Linked DNA regions of Homo sapiens: regions 2 and 3 are each linked to region 1. A link is an interaction called in ENCODE POLR2A ChIA-PET data of the cell type or tissue named here. Cell type or tissue: PC-9. All regions are shown on one strand. Each heading gives the region's core, and the rest is flanking DNA. Links, peaks and the distances in the headings are about the cores only.

What was found. ChIA-PET counts read pairs that join two places held together with the same protein. Peaks named below come from ENCODE experiments on the same cell type or tissue, not always from the same donor. Only the 100,000 strongest peaks of a DNase experiment are listed, where the experiment ranks them.
Region 2: POLR2A ChIA-PET joins it to region 1 with 5 read pairs; 2 of 35 experiments call an interaction of 5 or more read pairs at or near these places.
Region 3: POLR2A ChIA-PET joins it to region 1 with 7 read pairs; 3 of 35 experiments call an interaction of 5 or more read pairs at or near these places.

What each region holds. Positions count from the first base shown.
Region 1 is chrX:115,360,597-115,368,494 of GRCh38, reverse strand. LOC107985681 (a long non-coding RNA gene) reads right to left here. Exons shown (of 3, transcript XR_001755944.2): 2 at 769-909. Among named protein-coding and RNA genes, the nearest start is that of LUZP4, 75 kb to the right of the region's middle. In PC-9, for the core only: no CTCF peak of the experiment used is centred there; a DNase peak (open chromatin) is centred at 3,644.
Region 2 is chrX:115,611,687-115,619,584 of GRCh38, reverse strand. The region is part of intron 2 of PLS3 (plastin 3); the gene reads right to left. Among named protein-coding and RNA genes, the nearest start is that of PLS3-AS1, 53 kb to the right of the region's middle. In PC-9, for the core only: a CTCF peak has its summit at 4,055; DNase peaks (open chromatin) are centred at 2,474 and 4,254; H3K4me3 peaks cover 852 bases; H3K27ac peaks cover 2,515 bases.
Region 3 is chrX:115,570,994-115,578,891 of GRCh38, reverse strand. The region is part of intron 1 of PLS3 (plastin 3); the gene reads right to left. Among named protein-coding and RNA genes, the nearest start is that of PLS3-AS1, 12 kb to the right of the region's middle. In PC-9, for the core only: no CTCF peak of the experiment used is centred there; no DNase peak of the experiment used is centred there.

The sequences.
Region 1 (7,898 bases), core at 1,882-5,881:
GCTTCAAATTTGGATTTGCACCTAATTCATTCTCACAGAAACAGAGATGTTATTAAGTATGCCTTTTTCCTTCATCGCACCTTTGAGCACACACATCCCTTTAGAGACCCTTTGGAGGTGTTCCATCTCTGACTCTCACAAATCGCCCTTCTTATTTCACTAAATTTTACTTATTTGGGGCATGAAGTAATTTACCATGTCTAGGCACTGCCTGGAGTCAACTAGTAAAGGGTTGGATTAGACGACCTCTCGGCTTCCTTCCATCCCTGAGAATCTATGATTCTATGAGTCAGTGTTTGGGGAAAAAAATGAAGGGCTGTTTAGTGATGAGTGACAGTTCTGTCCTAAAAGAACAAAGAACTTACTCACTGTGCCAGAAGCCATGTTGAAGATCACAGGATAATGAATTATAACTCTACTACCCTCTGGCAGGACAGGAAAGGAATCTCATAGACAAATTGCACTGGGAGACAGATTATGGATTAAAGTCTCCAATATTCATGACTTCCAACCAGTCAGCACATAAGACCATAACAAGTGCCAAAGGCCACTCCTGTATATTAAAAAAAATAATGGAAATATCCCCAAAGAGAAGCAAGGGAATGAAATTCTGGCCAAGACAGTATTTCTGAATCCTTCTCCTTTTCTGGAAATAGCTATGATAAACAGCTCATGAGACAATATAAGCCATCATCTGTAAACTTGTGGCTTTTGAGAAAAAAAACATAATGGTGGAATTTAAATTCTACCCTGTCTTTTTCCACTTACCAGCAACTGGGGGTTGCCCAGCAGGAGAAATGAGATCATTTCCCTCTGAGTGGCTAGCCGAGCTTGCCCACATTCATTCTTCTTCCCACGTTGTGTTTTAGCAGGCATCAACACGTCAGCAACTTCTGAAATGTGCCAGATCTGGGGAAGCAGGGCATTGTCACTACTGCACGAAAGAACTCCCCACCTCTGCAGTGGACCCACACCAGCCACATTTTCTCTTGTTTTCTCGTCAAATGGTGGTAGGAGGTCAAAGCGGACCCTCTGGTTTACTGCCTGACACACTGCTTGGCTAACCTTTGGAGCCTATAGTCCACCAGCCAGCCTTCCTGATGTCATTTGATACACTCCATTTCTTCTCTGCATTCTTTTCAAACACCCCTTTCCTTGATTCTGCTTCTCAGGTGGCTATGAGGCTAGAAAGGCTGGTGATCTATGGAAGGGAGAAGAGGGTGCTGTCCACCAAGCACCCTAAGACATGAAGTCATTATCATTGTGATACCAGAAATGCTACTCTAAACTTTTCAGCTTCTCAGACTTAATAAACAGTTGTCTCTTTTTAAAAATGAAAAGCATTTTCATTGTTTCATATATTACTTGTGTAACATAGGAATACATTCTCATCGTGAAAATTAACATGCCAAACTGTCTAGAGTTAATGGGAGTCTCCTTTCATTCTCACCCCTGCATCCCGATCTAAGTCTCTTTCCCAGAAGGAACTGCTGTCAACTCTTCCATATATAACCTTTCAGATCTTTTTATTCTTAGTTATATACATATTTGCACATAAACTGTATGCAACAAATACATAACTCTTGGAATCCTCATTAGAAGTCTACTTGATGTAACTGCTTTCCTCTACCACTTTATCTCACCCAGCTCCAGCAGTAAGCCATACAGCTGAGTTCAGGAGAAGGTGAATGAATGGTTGTACTAGTAGGCATGTGTCTGGATATCTATGTCAGGCTACAGTCCAAGACCAAAGACTATTGTTTCTGGATTATCCATTAAACATATTATCTGCTTCTTTCTTTCCAACAGTATATGCTAAGCTCTTCTGTGTCTTTTGCACTTAAGAACGAATGGAGAATCTGGAAATAGGTTTGCAGCACTGAGCCAATTAACTGGGGCAGTGTTCAGTACAGGCAGGTTGGACACACATTGATTTATTTTTAGTTGTAAGGGCCATTTGGGCCCTTCTGAGATTCAAAAGGAGGAGTGGTAGAGTTGAGTCTAGAATCCAGGTTTCTTTTTCTGAGAGAGAGGCTTGCTCTGTTTCCCAGGCTGGAGTGCAGTGGTGCAGTCATGGCTCACTGAAGCCTTGACCTCCTGGGCTTAAGCGATCCTCCCACCTCAGCCTCCCAAGTAGCTGGGACTACAGATGTGCACCAGCACGGCCGGCTAATTTTTGTATTTTTTCTAGAGACCGGGTCTCACCATGTTGCCCAGGCTGGTCTCAAACTCCTGGCCTCAAGCAATCCTCCCGCCTCAGCCTCCCAAAGTGCTCAGATTACAGGCGTGAGCCACCATGACCGGCTTAGAATCCAGGTTTCTTGAATCCCAGTTTATGTTGTTGCCATGTAACCACCTTGACCCACTTAAATTAGTTTTGTCTTCATCACAATATTAAGAGGAGCTTTCTATAATCTGAATGTGTCCCTGAAAATTCATGTGTTCAAGACTTCACCCTCAATGCAACAGTATTGCTAATTGGGTGGGGCCTTTTGGGAGCTGTTTATGTCTTGAGGGCTCTGCCCTCACGAATGGATTATAAAACATTATAAAATGACTCGACAGAGGGAGTTTGGTCCCCTTTTTGGCTCTTCTGTTTTTTCCACCATGTGAAGACACAGCGTTGCTCCCCGCTGGAGGATGCAGCAACAAGGCAACCTCTTGGAAGTGAAGATAAGGCCCTCACCAGACATGGAACCTGTCAGTGCCTTGATCTTAGACTCCCAGCCTCCAGTACTGTGAGAAATAAATTTCTGTTCTTTATAAATTATCCAGTCTGTGGTATTTTATTTTAGCAGTGTAAACGGACTAAGAGAGAGGGCAAGTAGAGGGAGATAAGGGTATTTAAGACCTAAATGGAAGGGAAAGACACCACCAAAAAAAGACAGAGTGGGAGGGCAGCCAGAGGCTTCTAATACTAGCTCCTTCAGAGTTCCACATGGGGCCAGCCTCACCCTCTGGACCACGTTCAGATTCTCACCTTAACATCTGAAGCCCTGCATCAACAGTTTGTCTAACCTATTCAACCCTTCTGGCTGATGACTTTAAATGTGTATCTCTTATCCCAGATAACTCTTGCCAGTCACCTGTCTCTAGTTACCGGATTTTTTTTTTTTTTTTTTGGTTGTCAACTCAAATCCAAAATCATCATCTTACCACCCTCCAAATGCACCCCCACCACAAAAAAAAAATTGAATTCTCTTAATAGCTATGTTTGAAAACTCTGGACCATAAATGAGATTTTTAAAATTTACCCCCCCCCAGTATCTGGCCAGACCCCAAGTTCTGTCCATTTTCCCACATGAAAAGTTTCTGTTATCTGCACTTCTTCTTCATCCTCGTTGCCATTGCTCTCATCCTGGTCCATATGACCTGGATTACTGCCACATCCTTCTCACTGGCTTCCCTGTCTCCATTCTCACTGCTCTCAAATCCAGCTCTGCTTATTCTCATCAGACACAGCTTCATTAGCCTCCCTTTTCTTTGTTGTTGTTCTCCAGCTAAAAAAATGTAAATGATTCTCTAGTTCTTGCCATATTTAATCTGTCAAGTCAAGTGGAAGAGGGTATCAGCTTACTCTGTGTTATTCTCAATGGCAGAACTAAAGCCAATAGGCAAAAGTTACAGAAGAGCTGAAGTTTACTTCAGCTGATCAAAGAAAATTCCTCTGAACAACAAGAGCTGTTGCACAAGGAAGCAGCCTGCTCAAATACTGAGCTTCCTGCCCTTGGGGAGATATATTATCAGGAGCTGGGAACTACCTGTCAAGATTGTTGTAAAAAGGATTCATATTTTTAGGAGGTAGGAAAACACTGATGACATTAAAGATGATGATAGCCAACCATTTTTGAACATTGGCTCCATGCCAGGCACTCTCCTTGCTGTTGTTAGTGTTACCTCATTTATTCTCATATCAACTCTGTAGTAGACACCCTTTTTATCCCCACTTTACAGTTGGGTCTACTATAGTGATTAAGTGCATAGACTCTGGAGTAAGACCACAGTTCAAGTTAGCTCTGCCACTTACTGGATGAATGAATTTAAACAAGATTCATAACCTATTTGACCTTAGTCTCCTCGTATTTACAATAGAGGGAATAACAGTACTTGCTTCACTGGCATGTTGTGAGGATTATGTTGTAAGATAACCTACGTAAAGCACTACTTGGCTCACAGTAAATATTCAATGATCATTATTAATCTTGTCTTCATTAGATTATATGTTACTTGGGGAAAGTGGCTCCATTTCTTCTATTTTCCTCATCTCAGCTGGCTCAAACTGGCCATGCAGTAAATCTTCCTTCAATATGTACTTATGATCAATGATGGTAGTGAATACTCCCCAAAGCTTCTCCATGAGACTTAATGCCTTGTTTCACCACCAATGATGTATTCCCATTGACCTTCTTTCTCAGTCAACCCAAGGTCAGGCCCTCCCTGCCTGCTTTGTGTGTGTGCATGAACTCCACTTACCATTTCATCAGTAAGTAGCCGATCATGATGATTTTTAAGGTTCAGAGTCCTTGTATTTTCTAATCACTAACCCCAGTTACTAAACAAATGAAAATACCTTTGCCGACAACCTTCCCAAACTGTGAACCAGACTTCCATTATACTAATATCCTGCCATACTGCATACCTTCCTTTCATATTGAACCTCATAAGTTCTGTTCACAGCTTATAGATCTCAAAACATTTCCTTAGTACAGCTCATCTTTTGCTTTGTTTGAGGAAGTTGCATGAAATAACCTGACAAAGAGATAACTGTCTATTGGGAAGCTCTTTTTTTTAGAGCCCTTTGATATCATTCTCATTTTGGTTTATAAGCTTTACATGAAAGGAGTGGGGAGGGGAGACTTTCCTTTTCAGCACGAATAAATTAGTAGCTGTCCTAGAGATTATGCTTCTGAAGCCAGGTGCCGCCACTTAGCTTAATGTTTCATGATGTGTCACCCAGCAAATTATGAGTTGTTTGAATTGATTTTCTCCAAACAGCTGAGCTACAGCAGCTTTTGTTCTATTGATGTTTGCTTCAATTTCTGAATGTGTATTGCTTCCAGACAGAAAAAAAAAAAAACATTGCATGTCTTATAAAGAAATGTCATTAACTCACAGAGCCTAGTCTATGATTAGAAGGTTTGAGGGGGGTATGCTTTTTTCATACAACGGAGCTACTCTTGATGGTTTAAACTCTTTTGCCAGTTCCTAACTCCTTTCTACGTCCTTTGAATATGCCATATCATTATCCTCACATCTGTAAAACCAGGTTGTATTGAGTTTCAAAATTAAGGATTTATTTTTTCATTCAATCATACCCATAATGACTGACCATTTACTCTGTGCCTCAGTTAAGCCTTTTGAGACATAGAAGCAGCATGGATACTGGATCTGGCTCTCAATGAGTTTCTAATCTTTCTGGGGATTCAGGATAAATATTTATGAAACAATTCAAGAGCACCATAGGCCATCACCATAGTACATTCTAATATATGTGCTATACTTAAACAAAAGCCCTCAAAATAACGATGGTCTTTAGGGGTTGCTCACCCTGCTGGGGAAAGGAGGAACTGAAGTGAAGTGAAGGGGGCTCTTTTCCTTCCCTAAGAGCACTGGGGCTGCTCTGGGCCAGCTAAGCCATCTGTCTCTCTGCCAGTGCTTGTTCATTTATGTGGTTAAGAGAAGCCACAGGCATTCTCATCTAGAAATTGCACATTAACCTTCACCCCCTCCTCCACCCTGTGTCCGGAATTGGTTCCTTTGGGTGGGTTCTTGGTCTCGCTGACTTCAAGAATGAAGCCGCGGACCCTCGTGGTGAGTGTTACAGTTCTTAAAGATAGTGTGTCCGGAGTTTGTTCCTTCAGATGTGTCCACAGTTTCTTCCTTCCAGTGGGTTCGTGGTCTCGCTGGACTTCAGGAGTGAAGCCGCAGACCTTCGCAGTGAGTGTTACAGCTCTTAAAGGTGACACGTCCGGAGTTGTTCATTCCTCCCAGTGGGTTCGTGGTCTCGCTGACTTCAGGGGTGAAGCCACAGACCTTCACAGTGAGTGTTACAGCTCCTAAAGGTAGTGCAGACCCAAACAGTGAGCAGCAGCAAGATTTACTGTGAAGAGAGAAAGAACGAAGCTTCCACAGCGTGGAAGGCGACCCAAGAGGGTTGCCAGCTGCTGGCTCGGGTTGCCAGCTTTTATTCCCTTATTTGGCCCCGCCCACATCCTGCTGATTGGCCCATTTTACAGAGTGCTGATTGGTCCGTTTTTACAGAGTGCTGATTGGTGCATTTACAAACCTTTAGCTAGACACAGAGTGCTGATTGCTGCGTTTTTACAGAGTGCTGATTGGTGCGTTTACAATCATTTAGCTAGACAGAAAAGTTCTCCAAGTTCTCCCACCCGACTCAGAAAGTCCAGCTGGCTTCACCTCTCAACCCCACATACAAACACACACATACACACACCTATATGGGCATTGGAGCTTATGAGTGTGCATTTTTCTTCTATTATTTCTTGACTTGTTTGGCCGATTCTCGATTGGAGTGTTAAGATTTGGGATTGGGTTTTGGGATAGAAAGAGAAGTAAGATGGCCTTTTGCCCTCCTTTTTATTGTATCGTTGCCTTTTTTTTTTTTTTTTTCAGGAAAAGGTAAGCTTTATGTCACAGCAATCTCAAAACGGAGCAGTCATTAGCACCATATCTACAAACTGGTAGAAAATAATAAACACTTCTACATACATATTTGATAATATATCAGAGGAAGTCACATCAATTCCTGTTATTCCTGCCACTCCTTGCTCAACATCCTTTCCTGTTTGAAGCTGAAAAGATAGACTTGAAGATGCTTATGCTTTTTACTCAAACATGCACCAATTTCAGGAAAGGGGGCATCTGGTGGCAATTATTTTAGGGGATCGGCTAAATTATTAAATGTCTTCATTAGTAAGACAGTTAATTTTGTAGCTTTCCTGATTTTTTTTCTCACATTTTTATTATTTTTATTTTTTATTTTTTTGTTTTTGAGAGAGAGTCTCACTCTGTCACCCAGGCTGGAGTGCAGTGGCACGGTCTCCACTCACTGCAACCTCTGCCTCCAAGGTTCAAACGATTGTCCTGCCTCAGCCTCCTGAGTAGCTGGGATTACAGGTGCCCGCCACCAAGCCCGGCTAATTTTTTGTATTTTTAGTAGAGATGGGGTTTCACCATGTTGGCTAGGCTTGTCTCGAACTCCTGACCTTGTGATCTGCCAGCCTCAGCCTCCCAAAGTGCTGGGATTACAGGCGTGAGCCACTGCACCCAGCGTTTTCTCACATTTTTAAACAGGCTGCAGAAGTTTCTCATGTCGAAAGTAATGTAGTTGATATATATAAAAAAATAAAGCGCTGCCTCCATTACTTAAGAGGCAGATACTTTCAATCACCATTCACAATAGCCAGTTGGAAGGATCAATCCACTGTTTTTGGAAACACTGGCTGGGTGGCTATCTATACACCAAGAAAGTGGGATGTCTGGGCAGCACATGCCAGTACGAGGTGCATTGGGCAGCCGAGCACTTGTTTTATTACTTGTTGGTCTATCTTAGTTCACAATATAGAGCTGCTAGAGTCTTCAGGTTGTCTTCCCCCTTGCCCTGAAACCACTCTGGCAGGAATGCCATGTCATCTCCAGGGCAGTCTGGTGATTTAAGCATTACTGGGTCCTCTGGTGAAATATCATTCAATGCCATATTAATAAATGCCAAATCCTCAACAGATAATGAATCTTAAGGGATGTAGGGAAGAAATATCAGTGAGGATTGGAATGAGTCAGCAAAGGCTGCTTGGAAGAGAAGATGAGGTTTTAAAGTGTCAATAGGATTTGGCTGGACAGAGAAGTTGGGCAGGGCAGTCTGCAGATCTACAAGAATG
Region 2 (7,898 bases), core at 2,228-6,227, 250 kb before region 1:
GTCATACATCAAACTCTTTATTTCTACATGTAAAGTATTTCTATGTAGAAATCAATCCATCAATAATGTCTGCAGTTGCTAAAAAGAACAAAGTAATCCCCATGGCACTGAGGCAAAATTTTAGTGGCTCTTGTTTTATGAATGTCTTGGGCTTAAATACACCTGCTCCCATGCATATACCAACTTGTTTTTCCTACATCCTTTCTAAAATTACAGTGGAGTTCAGTACTAGAGAGTAAGTGTGGCATAGTGAAAGAAACACAGCATACATGCTTGAAGAGACACACAGTGGGAATAATGTGAAACAATGTCTTATCTCAACTTGGCTATTAATTTGCACAAGTTACCTCTTCAGGTCCTAGTTTTCTCATCTGTAAAAGGAGTGCTTTGGACCACATAATCTCTAAAGTTCCTTTTTGGTTCTATCACACTGATTCTAAATCAGAATACACAAGACTTCACAACCCTCCCCTCACACAAACACTTTTAAAACCTGGAGATAGAATAGTAACGCATATTAAATACAGATACAGAGTGATAACATTCTGATCACTACTGCACCTTATTACCTAAGTATAATATTCTTTCATTTTTATGATATCTTTGGAGGAAGAGATAGCTTATTCTTTTAACTATCAAAACGTTGTCCACTTCAGTGGGTTCTTTTTTTCTTTTAAGCTATTTTCTTTATTTTGAGACTAAGTCTCACTCTGTCACCCAGGCTGGAGTGCAGTGGCATGATCTTGGCTCACTACAACCTCCGCCTCCTGGGTTCAAGCGATTCTCCTGCCTCAGCCTCCTGAGTAGCTGGGATTACAGTGCCACCATGCCTGGCCAACTTCTGTATTTTTAGTAGAGATGGGGTTTCGTCATGTTGGCCAGGCTGGTCTTGAACTCCTGGCCTCAAGTGATCCTCCCACCTTGGCCTCCCAAAGTGGTAGGATTATAGGCATAAGTCACCAAGCTCAGCCAATTTTTTAATTTAAAAAAGTATCTTTAGAGACAGGGTCTCATTCTGTTGCCCAGGCTGGAGTACAGTGGCACAATCATAGCTCACTGCAGCCTTGAAATCCTGGGCTTAAGCAATCCTCCCACCTTAGCCTCCTGAGTAGCTGAGACTACAGGCTCTCACCACTATGCCCAGCTAACTTTTTGTTTCTTGTATTTTTTGTAGAGACAGGGTCTCACTATATTGACCAGGCTAATCTCAAACTCCTGGCCTCAAATGATCCTTCCACCTTGGCCTCCCAAAGTGTTGGGATTACAGGTATGAGCCACTGTGCTTTGACTCTAGTTTAGACTGGAGTATATAACAGGTATGTAACAGGATTTGTTCTTTTTGTATTCTCAGTGTTATAATGGAAGTGGAAGGTAGAGATGTTTTAAATTAGATGTGGGAGAACTACAGTGGATTCAAAGCTATATGAAACTGACTAAGGCCCAGAAAGTTTATCTGGCTGCCTATTTGTATTAGGTTAGACTACAGGTCTGGTGGCTGGGACTGGTGGCTCATGCCTGTAATCCCAGCGCTTTGGGAGGCCGAGGCAGGAGGATCAGTTGAGCCCAGGATTTCGAGGCTGCAGTGAGCTATGATGGCATCATGGCACTCTAGCCTGGGCACCAGAGTGAGACACTGTCTCAAAAGCAAAAACAAAAAACTCCAGAAGTTTGGGTCGCAGGGAGAAATTACTATTTGCCTGTATCCTCCCTGAAATAACCTCTCTTGAACATTAATTAGAAGACAGTTCACTGATGTGATTAAAAGATGCCAGGAAGTAGCCACCCTAAAACATAATTAACATAAAATAACCACATTTGGAAATTTCATTTTGAAGTAAGGGCAGTAGTAAGAAATGCTTTTAGAAAGGGACAGGAAAATTTTAAAGGAAATTGGAGGAATAAGAATTTGTCATTACATGACAAACTTCCTTATTAGGCTGCAAATCTCCCGATAAAGATTCTTTTAAATCTTTGTATCTCCCACCCCAATATGTAGCACAATCTTTTGTGTATAATAAGCAATGGAAAAAAATTATTTTTGTAGAATCACTGATTCTCAGGAATTGACCAAAGAAAGAATGCTCTAATCCTAGATGAGCATTTTAGAAACAAAACTAAACAACAATGACAGAAATACAGAAATAGCACTCAAAGACTGAATGGCAATTCATCGAGAAACCAAAACTTGACAGAAATATCCCTTAAATAACATTCAATCTCATTCCCTTTGTTCTAATCCTGTCCCTACCCAGCAGCCTTCAGATCTGTAATTTGGTTTTCTAAGTGAACACACCCATCAAGGAGGGCCCAAGTGGACCACCAGTGATAGCTCTCTGGTCAGGATCTCTTTTGTTCCAAATGTAGAAACCTGCTTTGGCTTTACTGAGAAAGGAGATGTGCACTTGTTTAGGTATGAGTCACCCTCCAGAGCAAACTGAGTACCTACCCTGTGGGAAGACACCCACTGGGCTACATACCAAAGATACAGAAATGAATCAAACGGAACCCCTGGGTCTTACTTGAAACTGTGGCTACAAAATCCTTGTAAAAATTTTGAGTCACTTCGAATACATATCCTTAGGCTTTCCTGGATGACAAGAATGTGCGTCGTCTTCTAAAAGTTTTACCTATTCTGCCATTTTCCCATAGTTTAGCCCCCAGTGTTAGTCCAAATTACACTACCTCCCATGATCAAAGGCATTTTAGTGTTAGTTAGAGTCAATTTTATCAAGCCTTTCTTAGAGCTCTTAAATCATATATTTTGAAGAAAATAATTTCAATTTAAACAAGAAGGCAGAGGGAGCCTAAAAATGCAGCTAGCAATTAATTTTACAAAACCTCCCAGCTGGTAAAGTACTTGAGAGACAAAATAGCATGCAATTATTCTTAAAGAGTTTTATGCTAATTTTATTTCGAACCCTCAGTCAAAAAACCAAAAACACATCCTTAAACAATATCAAAGATCTAACGTGGTTTGGAAGGCCAGTAAAAAGGTAGCATAATGGGATTTTAGAAAGCTTCCATCTCATCAGGTGCTCACAACTTTTAGTCTACTTCTAAGACTAACTTGTAATTTTAAAAAATAAACATAAATGCTGATGACTATTCAATCTAATTTTCTACATCGGAGAAAAGTAGTTTCGTTTTACAAACTGGCTAAATGATAGTCTTTGAGTCATGTTTTCCTTATGTGTAAAATAAAATAGCTGAGGTACCTGAATGATTTCCAAATAACCCAAAATGAATTTTGGATAATTTTTTGTTATTCAAAAGCAAAATGAGAATAAGAATAATGTGGCAAGGTTTTTCAAAAAGACAATTTAATTTTTTGAAATCATAAGACTATGTCCTTATTTGTGGTTACAGTGTCCACTTTAAAAACAGAGCATTGGAATTAGAATGTTGCTGTTCAGTATGTTTGATGGTGAATTTCTCCTATTCTGAGTTTTGACATAAACATGAGAACTTAATAATAAACTGACCCAAAATAACATACCTAGATTGGAAGTCGTTTTAACAACTGGAAACTAAAATCACAACCACCAGGAATGATGGCAGTCCTTTATTTTCTCATTCATGCTGCCAATACTCTGCAACACCTTTTTGGCTCACTTGCCATTTTCTCATTAACTATACATTGGTATGGAGTGGGAAAAGCTCTGTGTTTTGAAGACTCTTCTGTTTCAGCATCATAGTTTCCAACCAGCTGATAAAGCAGACATAAATTACCATACTGCCTATATTGTGCAGTGCAGTTTCAATGCCAGCACTTCTCAACCTTTTGGTTTAGAAAATATGGTCAGTATGGCTGGACATTAAGGAGAAGCTGGATAAAGGAAACTCTACCTTATCACTGAACACAATTCTGGCAGAAAGTAAAGGGCTAAATTTGAGTAAATTGACAAAGCGTTTTTTTTTAAAAGAAGAAAATTATGATACTTAAAAAAAAATCACTACGCAGCTCCCAGTGCTGCACCAGACAGGCCCATTTTTCATATTGGCCACTGACTGAATTCATAAGAAAAGAATCAACTGTTAAAAGGACTGTTTCCTTTCTCTCTCTCTCTCTCTCTCTCTCTCTCTCTCTCTCTCTCTCTGATGACACGTGTAGGTTCACATCTGCATTTTGTTTTAAAGGAAATCTCATTATTCTCTTTTACCAAGTATTATTTTAAATACTATTTAACTCCCCCGCCGCCCTCCCCTAAGTAAACCTTAAAGTAAATAAACTTATTACACAGCCATGTTCCTGCAGAAGTTTGAATCACACCAAGAATGCATATCCTTAAAAGGAAATGTTTTCCCTCCCCTTGCATCCTGTTATTTAAGCTATTTTAAGTACTTGTCTGGAGAAAGCTAAGCCAGAATCCAAGTGGTTTTGATTTTAGCTGCTGTTTTACACTGCCCATGTCCAGGTGGTACGTGCTGCAATCTATCACTTCAAAAGCGTCTTTTGGGGTGCTACTTTGTCTCATAAATTTGACAGTAAGAAAGACTAGGATTTTCTTTGACGCTCGGGTTGTGTGTGTATGCGTGTGTGTGTGTGTGTGTTGCTTTAAACATCCTTGAATCTGTCTAAATCTGGTGTCTTTCTTTATGAAGAGGTCACATATTGTGTGCCCTCATCTGGAATACACATGCGACCTCTCTATTAGCCCACTCAGGACAGTGCTCATTAGGACTTAAAGAAGAAAGCCTAGCAAGTGCAGATGCATATCCTTTTGGAAAAGCTGGATTTAAAAGTTCAATTTGGTTTGACCAACATATTCTACAAATTTTCTGCACTAAAGAAATGACAAAAGGAATCTATTTATCTAACAATAATGGGTTTACACACATACACAATCCTGAATGCCCATGAAAGCTCACAAAATACTGACTTAAAAGACTCGGTCAAAAGACTTGGGCAGAAGAATTTAAACTATATTCCATCCCAAGATCTAAGCAGTGAAATCAAGCTTTCATTAGGCATTAAATCCTTAGAAAAGGCAGCTGCTAAACATCTCCAGATGCTTAGCTAAACATGGGGTTTGCTTCTCACAGCTTATACCTTTTGAGGTAGCTCACTGCAGCAAATATAAGAGGCAGTTTAATGAGTTCCAGCTAAGGGTAGACTGGAGGTTGCTGCTTTAGAATTCACTGTACTAGTGGATTTCCAAAGATGGAGGTCAAGTACAGCAGAAGGCTGGACAAGTTTAGAGGGTGAGACCAGGCAATCAAAAATGTTTATCAGTCCTTTTCTGACTCAAAATTTCCAGCAGTTTGGCCATCATTTTTCCCCTGCTGCAACTCTCGTTTTAAAAATACATGTGTGTAGGCCAGGCGCGGTGGCTCACGTCTGTAATCCCAGCACTTTGGGAGGCCGAGACGGGCGGATCACGAGGTCAGGAGATCGAGACCATCCTGGCTAACACGGTGAAACTCCGTCTCCACTAAAAATACAAAAAAAAAAATTAGCCGGGCGTGGTGGCAGGCGCCTGTAGTCTGCCACCTGGCTGAGGCAGGAGAATGGCGTGAACCCGGGAGGCGGAGCTTGCAGTGGCCGAGATCGCGCCACTGCACTCCAGCCTGGGTGACAGAGCGAGACTCCGTCTCAAAAAAAATAAATAAACAAAAAATAATTAAAAATAAAAATAAAAAAATAAAAAAATTCAAAGCAGGCTTCACTTAAAAAAATAAGATTTTCTCTTTACATTTAAAATATATCCCACTACATAAAATCCATTTACAGTTGGCTTGCTGATTTTCAGGAACGCATCTAGTGCATGAAGCAAAATATACCTGGCTGGCCAGGTACCATGGCTCAAGCCTGTAATCCCAGCATTTTAGGAGGCCGAGGTGGGAGGATCACTTGAGCCCAGGAGTCTCAAAATAAAAATAAAAATAAAAATAAAAATTGCTTTTACCCATGCACCCACACATGTGTACTCCTAACTAGCTTCCACACCTTTGAAACATGGTTTTCCGACTATCCCGAGACCTCCACTTCTAATAATCCATATATAATTAACCAGATGGCACAATGAAAGAGCACTGATTAGTTTCATTTTTTTTAGACGGGCTATAGTTTTGTTTTTGTTTTAAGGCATAATTAAACAAATATGCACTGGTGTTCTTTTATTGAATACTGAAAGTAAATTAAACTAAAGCACTGTTTTTTTTTGTGGCATCATCCTGATGTGGTTTTTATATACTAGCGAATATCAAGTAATTTGAAACAACTCAACTTCCTAGGATGAGAGAAGTCTGGTATAGCTACAATCACCACAACCAATTTTTTTTTGCTTAGTTTGGTGGGAAACCTCAAAGGAATACACCCATACTATTCCTAGTCATTTAAGAAACCCATTATTCTTTTATTTCAAAAGTGCTGAATTCATGTTTAAAAAACCTCAGTAGTGAGTGCTCAGGAGGGAAAAAAGGCAAGGCAAGGTAAGTGTTTGCAGTACTAAAGCAACTCTGCAAAGGTTTACATTACATGAATTTTTCTTTATGACAAGTAATCATCCAAATGACCACTAGTTTCCATAGCAAGATTAAAGGCTTAGAATGTAAAAGACAGTTTCTAGATGGTAAAATATTAATACCTAAGTGTTTTGAAAGGTTTTATTTATTCTTCTTTAGAAATAGTTATGTATTACAGCATTTAAATTAAATTTGAAACATCATGAAGTACAAAAACTGATAACTAACGTTTCTGCTACTGGGAAGCACTGGAAACAATTGTTGAGAAAATTAAAATAATTACATGAGCTTGGAGCTTAAAACTAAGCAGGTGCAGAAAGTGAGTGAAAAGAGAACTTTAAATTCTAATACTCAATTTATTGCTAGTAAAGAGAGTTTCAAAGCACTATTAATTGATTGAACAAAACCTATGATTAGCAGTAATTACAGAGATTTTCTCCACACGCTATGATTTTGCTGAATTTCTAAGGAGATAATCAAGGCTATTATTGTTAATAGATGGGGAAAATCATCTAATGATTTCCATATTTTGTCGCAATTGAACTGAGACAAAGTAGTCTTTCCTATTCTCTGCCAACCCACCCCCACAAAAAGGAAAAACTGTCCTTCACAGGATAATAAGTTATAGAGCTTGTTTTTAAAATAAAGTGTCCCTGAATTAGAAAAAAAATTCTATAACACCTTTGACGGTTGCCTGAGGGTTCTGTAAGTAACAACAACTTAAAACTACAAAGATTTTTTAAAGAAAATCGAAAGACTCGGCTGGGTCCTTAAATGAGTTTCTAAAAGATGGAGTGTACACACAAGCTTTTATTATGCTGAAAAATATATATAAATTTTATATGCTACAATTTAATGGCAAAAACCTTTAATAATAAATTCCACTGTAATGAAAATCTTCACAACAAAGGCCCTCTGAATGTATGGTTGATAATGACAAAAATCCCAGTACATCAAAAGGCTATGTATATAGTTCCTTGGGTTTCAATCAATGAAATATTTACTGAGAACCTAACATGTGTGCAACACTATGCTAGATACTGAGTGGAGACTACAAAAGAATAATATTCACAATAGGCAGAAATTCTGGATTCCAGAATTCTTTACAGCATATATAGTAATAAGAGCCTGAGTATGTTAGGAACATATGCCTGGCAGGGGCTTTGGCAAACTGTACGCCTATCTTAAACTCTACTTAAACAATAGCTCCACAATGACCTTTTCTTGCAGTCAAACTTCTCATTGATCCCTTACTTAATACAATTTAACTCCTTCCTCTATGAAGATAATTGGTCAATCCTCTTTATGTCATTAAGCTTTTAAGGGACAATGAAGTTCTTTTACTCGTCAAATGTATTCCAAGTCTCATCAGGTAAACAATATCTGAATTAACTTTAATTTTTAAGGAATATTGCACGTAATTATTTCCAAGA
Region 3 (7,898 bases), core at 2,228-6,227, 210 kb before region 1:
GTGCCATTTCTTACAAGTAGGTGTGAATCTACAATTATCTCAAAATAAAAAGTTTAATTAAAAAATCTAATTCAGAATTAAACACAGAATATAGTATAATTAAATTAATAGGGAAAATGAAGAACATTTACTTGTATTAATTCTATATCCTGCTTTAAACATTATTCCCACTTTATCTTTTTTTTTTTTTTTTTTTTTTTGTGCAGTGGCGTGATCTCGGCTCACTGCAAGCTCCGTCTCCCGGGTTCACGCCATTCTTCTGCCTCAGCCTCCCGAGTAGCTGGGACTACAGGCGCCCGCCACCACGCCAGTCTAATTTTTTGTATTTTTAGTAGGGACGAGGTTTCACCGTGTTAGCCAGGATGGTCTCGATCTCCTAACCTCGTGATCCGCCTGCCTCAGCCTCCCAAAGTGCTGGGATTACAGGCGTGAGCCACCACGCCTAGCTTTATCTTTTCAAAACTTTTTTGACATAACTTCTGACACAATATTCTTAGCATATATAGTCAGTTCATGACTCCACTAGAGTGTTTGATCTGGGTGAAAGTTATTTTTTTCTGTTCAATACCAAAATAAAAAGGAGTTGTCATAAAGGAAAATTTCAGGGCTGAAACACATCAATGTATGATGATTTAGGTATCTGTTATTAGAAATATTTTTTACTTGTTCAAGTGACACTTCTCCCCAAACATTCACATGGATACTCCTTGATTTCCTTCATATCTTGCCTGAAATATCTCCCTCTCAGTAATGCCTTCTGTGACCACATATTTTGAAATGGCAATACCCTTCTTCCCACTTCCTATACCATTAATCTTACTTTTTCTCCATAACACATTAGCATATAATATATAAAATCATTGTTTATTTTCTATCTCTCCCCTAGTAGGATGTAAGCTTCATAAAGACGGTGATTTTTGTCTGTTTCATTGACGGCTGTAATCCCCAGTGCCTAGAATAGTATCTGACATATATAAGGTGCTCGGTAAGTACTTGAATAAGTCAATGAATAGATGAATGAAATGGACATTTTTTTTTCTAGGCAAGGAGTAATACAGAGAGGAAACACTGACTCTGAGAATGATAAAATCCAGTTTAGAAGAAATCAGGAGTGGGCCAGGCATGGTGGTTTACTCCTGTAATCCCAGCACTTTTAGAGGCCGAGGCGGGAGGATCAGTTTAGGTCAGGAGTTCCAGATCAGCCTGGCCAACATGGCGAAACCCCATCTCTACAAAAAACACAAAAATTATCCAGACGTGGTGGTGCACGCCTGTAATCCCAGCTACTTGGGGAGCTGAGGCACGAGAACTGCTTGAACCTGGGAGGCAGAGGCTGCAGTGAGCCGAGATCACGGGACTACTCTCCAGCCTGGGCAACAGAGCAAGATTCCGTCTCAATTAAAAAAAAAATCAGGAGTGATAAACCCTATAATGTATATTCAATATACTGGAATTAGAGTTTTCAAAAACTTTTGGATATATTACATACAATATAGGAAACTCTTTATGATCAGTGTTTAGGATTGAAGTTTTGTCAGCATGTGACTACTCTGGGTTGAATATGACCTAGAAAAATAGCTTACCACTGTAAAGCTATTGCTAATGCATTTCCATTAGCTAGGGAAGAGCTTGTCAGACTCAAAGCAAGTTGCTTTAGTCATGGGTGATATGAGTTTCAGAGAGTTCATGGTAACTTTATTGAGATAGCATTTGTCATTTTATTAATCTCTGAAAGAAATTAAGTGTAGATACAAACTGATTCAGGGAAGAGGCACTGCTACTAAACAAAGTTGACCCTGGACATGGAGTTTAAATATATAGTGAGAAGAATGATGGATCAGTTCCATTACTACAATCTGGGTCTCCAGTGATGGCGACCTGATCCTCCACCATTGTCCTGGAGCACTCTATGCTGAGGCAAGCCAAAATCAGACTTCAGTTGCCTCCTTTGTAAAAATCAGTAGGTGGATTAGACTCAGCTCTTCAAACGATGGCACACTGTTTTATTTATGTTAGTGTGCCAGGCACATTGTTAATAATTAGCAAAGGCCTATTAAATACGCAGGAAGTTCTAAATGGGACTCCAGAAAGTTGCACCTTTTTTTTGACTTAACTCCAGCCCACCTTTCTCAGGGAAGCCTATCCTTTCCTAAAGGATCTGCAAGGTTCCGCCTGCCCATAAGAGTAAGGAGACTGGATCCCAAAAATTTCGCTGTGGGTTGAATCTGGAAAATAATGACAGAGTAAAGTTCTATGAGTCATTAGCTGTTTTGATCTGGTGAATCTGGGGTCAAGGGTGCTTAAAAGAATAATCTGAAATTGCAGGATATTATTTTATTTTATTTTTTTGAGACAGGATCTCTCTCACCCAAGCTGAAATACAGAGGCGTGATCACGGGATCAAGCAACCCTCCCACCTCAGCCTCCTGAGTAGCTGGGACTATAGGCGCACGCCACCATGCCTGGCTAATTTTGTTTTATTTTTAGTAGAGATGAGGTCTCGCTATGTTGCCCAGGCTGGTGTCAAACTCCTGAGCTCAAGTGATTCTCCTGTCTCGGCCTCCTAAAGTGCTGGGATTACAGGCATGAGCCGTCATTTCCGGCCTGGTGATTCTTTTAATCATCTTTTTATATTCCTTCATTCTCATATTCACCCCAAAAGGTCAAAAGATAAAGACTCCCTCAAACTTACTGTCAAAATACCTAAACGTAAAACACTAATGTCTTCTTAAAAATATTAAGTGTTAGAGGCTAATTTACTTATCATTATGGCCCTTTGTGAGTTTTGAATTTTGTTCTATATGGATATATTTCACACTTGAATAGTACATTTAAAAGTAAATATATTAGCTGTGCTCAATAATGCTTTTGGTTGATTGAACCCATTGCATTTCAAAGCATTTATCATGTACTTTTGTACTCCTTAATACTGCTTGCCTTTGCTCCTTAGTGTTCAAAAAATGTGATTAAACAAAACTGTGCTAAATGTTTATTATACAATAAGTTTTAGAAAAGATGATTATACAGCATTTACAGGCTTTCTATTATTCCAGTATAAATACTACTAAGGAAAACGTTATTGAGAACAAGTCGATGATAAGCCAATAAGCATCAGGAAACAAGAAAAAAAATAGCTAAACTTAGATAGAGGCCAGGCGCGGTGGCTCACGCCTGTAATCCCAGTACTTTGGGAGGCCGAGGCGGGTGGATCACGAGGTCAGGAGATTGAGACCATCCTGGCTAACACGGTGAAACCCCGTCTCTACTAAAAATACAAAAAATTAGCCAGGTGTGGTGGCGGGCGCCTGTAGTCCCAGCTACTTGGGAGGCTGAGGCAGGAGAATGGCGTGAACCCGGGAGGCGGAGCTTGCAGTGAGCCGAGATGGTGCCACTGCACTCCAGCCTGGGCAGCAGAGCCAGACTCCGTCTCAAGGAACAAAAAATAACAAAAAAACTTAGATGGAAAAATCGGTAGTGCTTAATCAAAGCAAGGATTTATATTAAGAGCAGAGTGGTAATAAGTGAAATGTTATCTTGTCAGCACCACCTCTAACTCATTAGGGGACTCATGGATAGACACTTAATGTTTGCATGTCCCATTATTTATGATAGCCATAGTGTAGAAACAACCCCAAATATCCATCGATGGACAAATGGATAAACAAAATATGGTGTACAATGAAATATTATCCAGCCATAAAAAGGAATAGAGTACTGATACTTGCTACAAGGTGTGTGAACCTTGAAAATGTTAGGCTAAGTGAAAGAAACTAGTCACAAAATACCACCTATTATATGACTCCATTTATATGTAATGTCCAGAACAGGGAACTCAATGGAGACAGGAAATAGTTCAGTGGTTGCTTAGGGTTGCAGGGGTAGAGTGCTGTGGAAGGTGATAGCTAAAGTGTATGGGGTTTCTTTCTGAGGTGATGAAAATGTTTGAAAATTGACTGGTGAAGGTTGCATGTTATCTGTGAATATACTAAAATCTATAAAAATAGATGGTATGGGGCCGGGCGCGGTGGCTCACGCCTATAATCCCAGTACTTTGGGAAGCCGAGGTGGGCGGATTACCTGAGGTCGGGAGTCTGAGACCAGCCTGACCAACATAGAGAAACCCTGTCTCTACTAAAAATACAAAATTAGCCAGGTGTGGTGGCACATGCCTGTAATCCCAGCTACTAGGGAGGCTGAGGCAGGAGAATCGCTTGAATCTGGGAGGCGGAGGTTACGGTGAGCCGAGATCGTGCCATTGCACTCCAGCCTGGGCAACAAGAGCGAAACTCTGTCTCAAAAAAAAAAAAAGTATGATATTATGTCTCAATAAAGCTGGCATAAAAGTCAAAATATTAATATGTCCCAATTTCTTCTTTGACTCTACAGTTTAGCAGTTCTCACAATGAAAACACTATCGATAACATTCACTCATAATATTCACTGAAAACAACTAAAACCTAAAGGAAAAATAAACTAAGGAAGCCATTTGTTTAGTCTTCTTACAGGCTCCCATCATTATGTATTTTATGCAATGTAATTCATAAATCACTGATTTCCTGATTAGATTTTCCCAATTCAATCGTTATCAGCAAGGAGCATTTATGGCCATCCATGTTTCACTCTTTCAAATATAAATATCAAGACCCGTTGTGTGCCAGGTGAACTGTGAAAGGAACTAGGAAAATGGGGCTTTTTCTCAGGGCTTATTTCCTTTCTCCCTAAAAGTACAGCTCTTTCCCATGGTACATGGCAGAAATTTATTGCTGCTCTTGAAGAAAACCATATACAGTGGTCACAGTACATGGCTTTGATGCTATCCCACCAAATGAAACAACTGTTAGATTTGAAATCCTACGTATTCCTGCTCAATTTGAATTCTGTGACAATGGGACAGGCAAGGTGGCTCATGCCTGTAATCCCAGCACTTTGCGAGGTCGAGGTGGGCAGATCGCTTGAGGCCAGGAGTTCGAGACCAGCCTGGTCAACACAGTGAAAACCCATCTCTACTAAAAAATACAAAAATTAGCCAGGCATGGTGGTGTGCACCATAATCCCAGGCACTTAAGAGGCTGAGGCGGGAGAATTGCTTGAACCTGGGACGCGGAGGTTGCAGTGAGCCGAAATCATGCCACTGCACTCCAGTCTGGGCAACAGAGCGATACTCCATCTCAAAAAATAAAAAAATAAAGTCTGTGGCCAGAAGTTCAAGGCAGGAAATTAAGGTGTCAGCTATACCTGTAGTTGCTTGCTATTATCCACGAGTCAAAATAAAACTTAACGGAATACTTTACTACAGAAAGTATAAGAGCTGCATGTGCAAGTAATGGTGAATAGATGTTTTTGGGGACTTCTGCATACATGAATATTTCCACAGCTGCAGAATCAACTACTGCAGAAGTACATGCTGGGCGCAACATCTACAATTTAGTAAAGCTGGAAAGAATTTTATTTTTGTAAAAACTAAATGGGGTGTGGCTCGTTTTCTTGCCAAAGGGCTATTTTATTCCAAGACACTGGTGTCTGCTGACCTTCATTTGTAGGCTGAGCAATGTTCTATTTAAGTAACATTAACTCATAGTGGGCTCTTTTTTGGTATGCAATAATTATTGCAAAGAAATAACAATGTTTAAATGAGATTTGTTCTTAGTTTAGATTTGATTATATTGGGTTATAAGTGAATTTCTTTGTTCACACAAGGTTTATATTTAGAAATTATTTTATGCTGAGAAAAAAGGCTGTATTTAAATTCATTTTCTTTTTTTTTCCTTTCTTTCTTTTTTCTTTTTTTTTTTTTTTTTGAGACGGAGTCTCACTCTTGTCACCCAGGCTGGAGTGCAATGGCGCAATCCCGGCTCACTGCAACCTCTGCCTCCCAGGTCCAAGCAATTCTCTCACCTCAGCCTCCCAAGTAGCTGGGATTACTTGCGCTTGCCACCACACTTGGCTAATTTTTGTATTTTTAGTAGAGACGGGGTTTCACCATGTTGGCCAGGCTGGTCTCGAACTCCTGACCACAGGTATCCACTTGCCTCGGCCTCCCTAATTGCTGGGATTACTGGCATGAACCACCGGGCACGGTCTAAATTCATTTTCTACATTTATGAATATTTTTAGGTTTCATGAGAACCAAGATTATTTTTGTGTCTTTCTGTTCTACTAGACTGGAGGAGTATCTTATCCGTCTTTGTAGCCCTAGCACCTAACAGTCTGCATTAAACTTATGGTAGTTGAATGAATAATGAAACCATTCCACAAATAGACTAATTAAGCAATTGTGCATGTTAGTATATTTGGTTAACTATTACTTCATCTGTAGTTTGTACCATCTTAATATATACTTAAGAACTTTGGGCACGTTTAAAAGTTTCCTTGAGTTTTACATCTATTTACCAATGGTCTATAAGCCTTCTTTTATACAACACTTACAGTTTCTAGATACTTATTAACCTTCCCTTCATTTTTACACAAATCTCTGCTTAGAGAATTTTTCCCCTTCTGCTAGCACCTACTAGATATATTCTAGTTTGCTTTTTTAAAATTTATTTTCTATTTTTATTTTTTAAAAAATAGAGACAGGGTCTTGATATCTTACCCAGGTTGGTTCTGAATTCCTGGGCTCAAGCAATCCTCCTGCCTCAGCCTCCCAAAGTGCTTAGATTACAGATGTGAGCCACCATGCCCAGCCACTAGTTTGCTTTTTATCTGAGTGTCAACTAAAGCTGGAACACCTTGTTTGAGGATAAAATACTGAATGCATGGGTTGGCTTATATTTTTAAACATGTAAATCTATCAATATTACTTTTCTGTTAGTTACACTTAATGATAATTTGGCTCTATTTGCTTTTTAATTACCACAGGACAAAATATAAAATTGTAATTATTCATACCCACTTGTAAAAATGATTCAACTGTAGCTTTACAATGGAGACCCACAAACTGCTCAGAATATTTTCTGAATGTGTCAATAGCCTTCATCATTTCCTGGTTTTTGCTTTTGAAAATTTCCACTAGATAAAATAATGGGCATCATAAGTATGTTTTAGATTCAGCCATTTTTAAAGGCTACATGTCATCATGAAAACATATTGGTTTACTTTATAACCCTCTGCCATCCTCAGCATTTTAAGTTTTCAATAATATATTTTCTCTTTGCCCCTACTTTTTTTTCCTCCTCCACAAGTCAGGTATCAACACTACCTATTACCTTTCATTCTGATTTAAGCTGTATTTGTTAGCGGCCTTGAGTTTATAACGGTGTCTGTAATTTACTGAGCCATGTTTCCAATTTTCCTTTGAAGGTGAGTTCTTGTTTCTTTCCTTTTCCTTTTCCTCTTTCCTTTTCTCTTTCTCTCTTTCTTTTTCTTTTTTTTTTTTTTCCAGAGTCTTGCTCTGTCACCCAGGCTGGAGGGAAGTGGCACGATCTTGGCTCACTGCAGCCTCCGCCTCCCAGACTCGAGGGATTCTTGTGCCTCAGCCTTCCAAGTAGCTGGGTACATAGGCATGGGCCAACACGCCTGGCTAATTTTTGTATATTTAGTAGAGACAGAGTTTTGCTATGTTGGCCAGGCTGGTTTCGAACTCCTGAGCTGAAGTGATTTGCCCGCCTTGGCCTCCCAAAGTGTTGGGATTACACGCGTAAACCACTGTGACGGGTCTTGGCTAGTTCTCCACATATCCTCACAAAAGAATAAATTAAATGGCAGGGTTCAGTGGCTCACGCCTGTAATCCCAACACTTTGGGAGGCCGAGGTGGGTGGTCATGAGGTTAGGAGATCAAGACCATCCTGGCTAACACAGTGAAACCCCGTCTCTACTAAAAATACAAAAAATTAGCAGGGCATGGTGGTGGGCACCTGTAGTCCCTGCTACTCGGGAGGCTGAGGCAGGAGAATCGCAT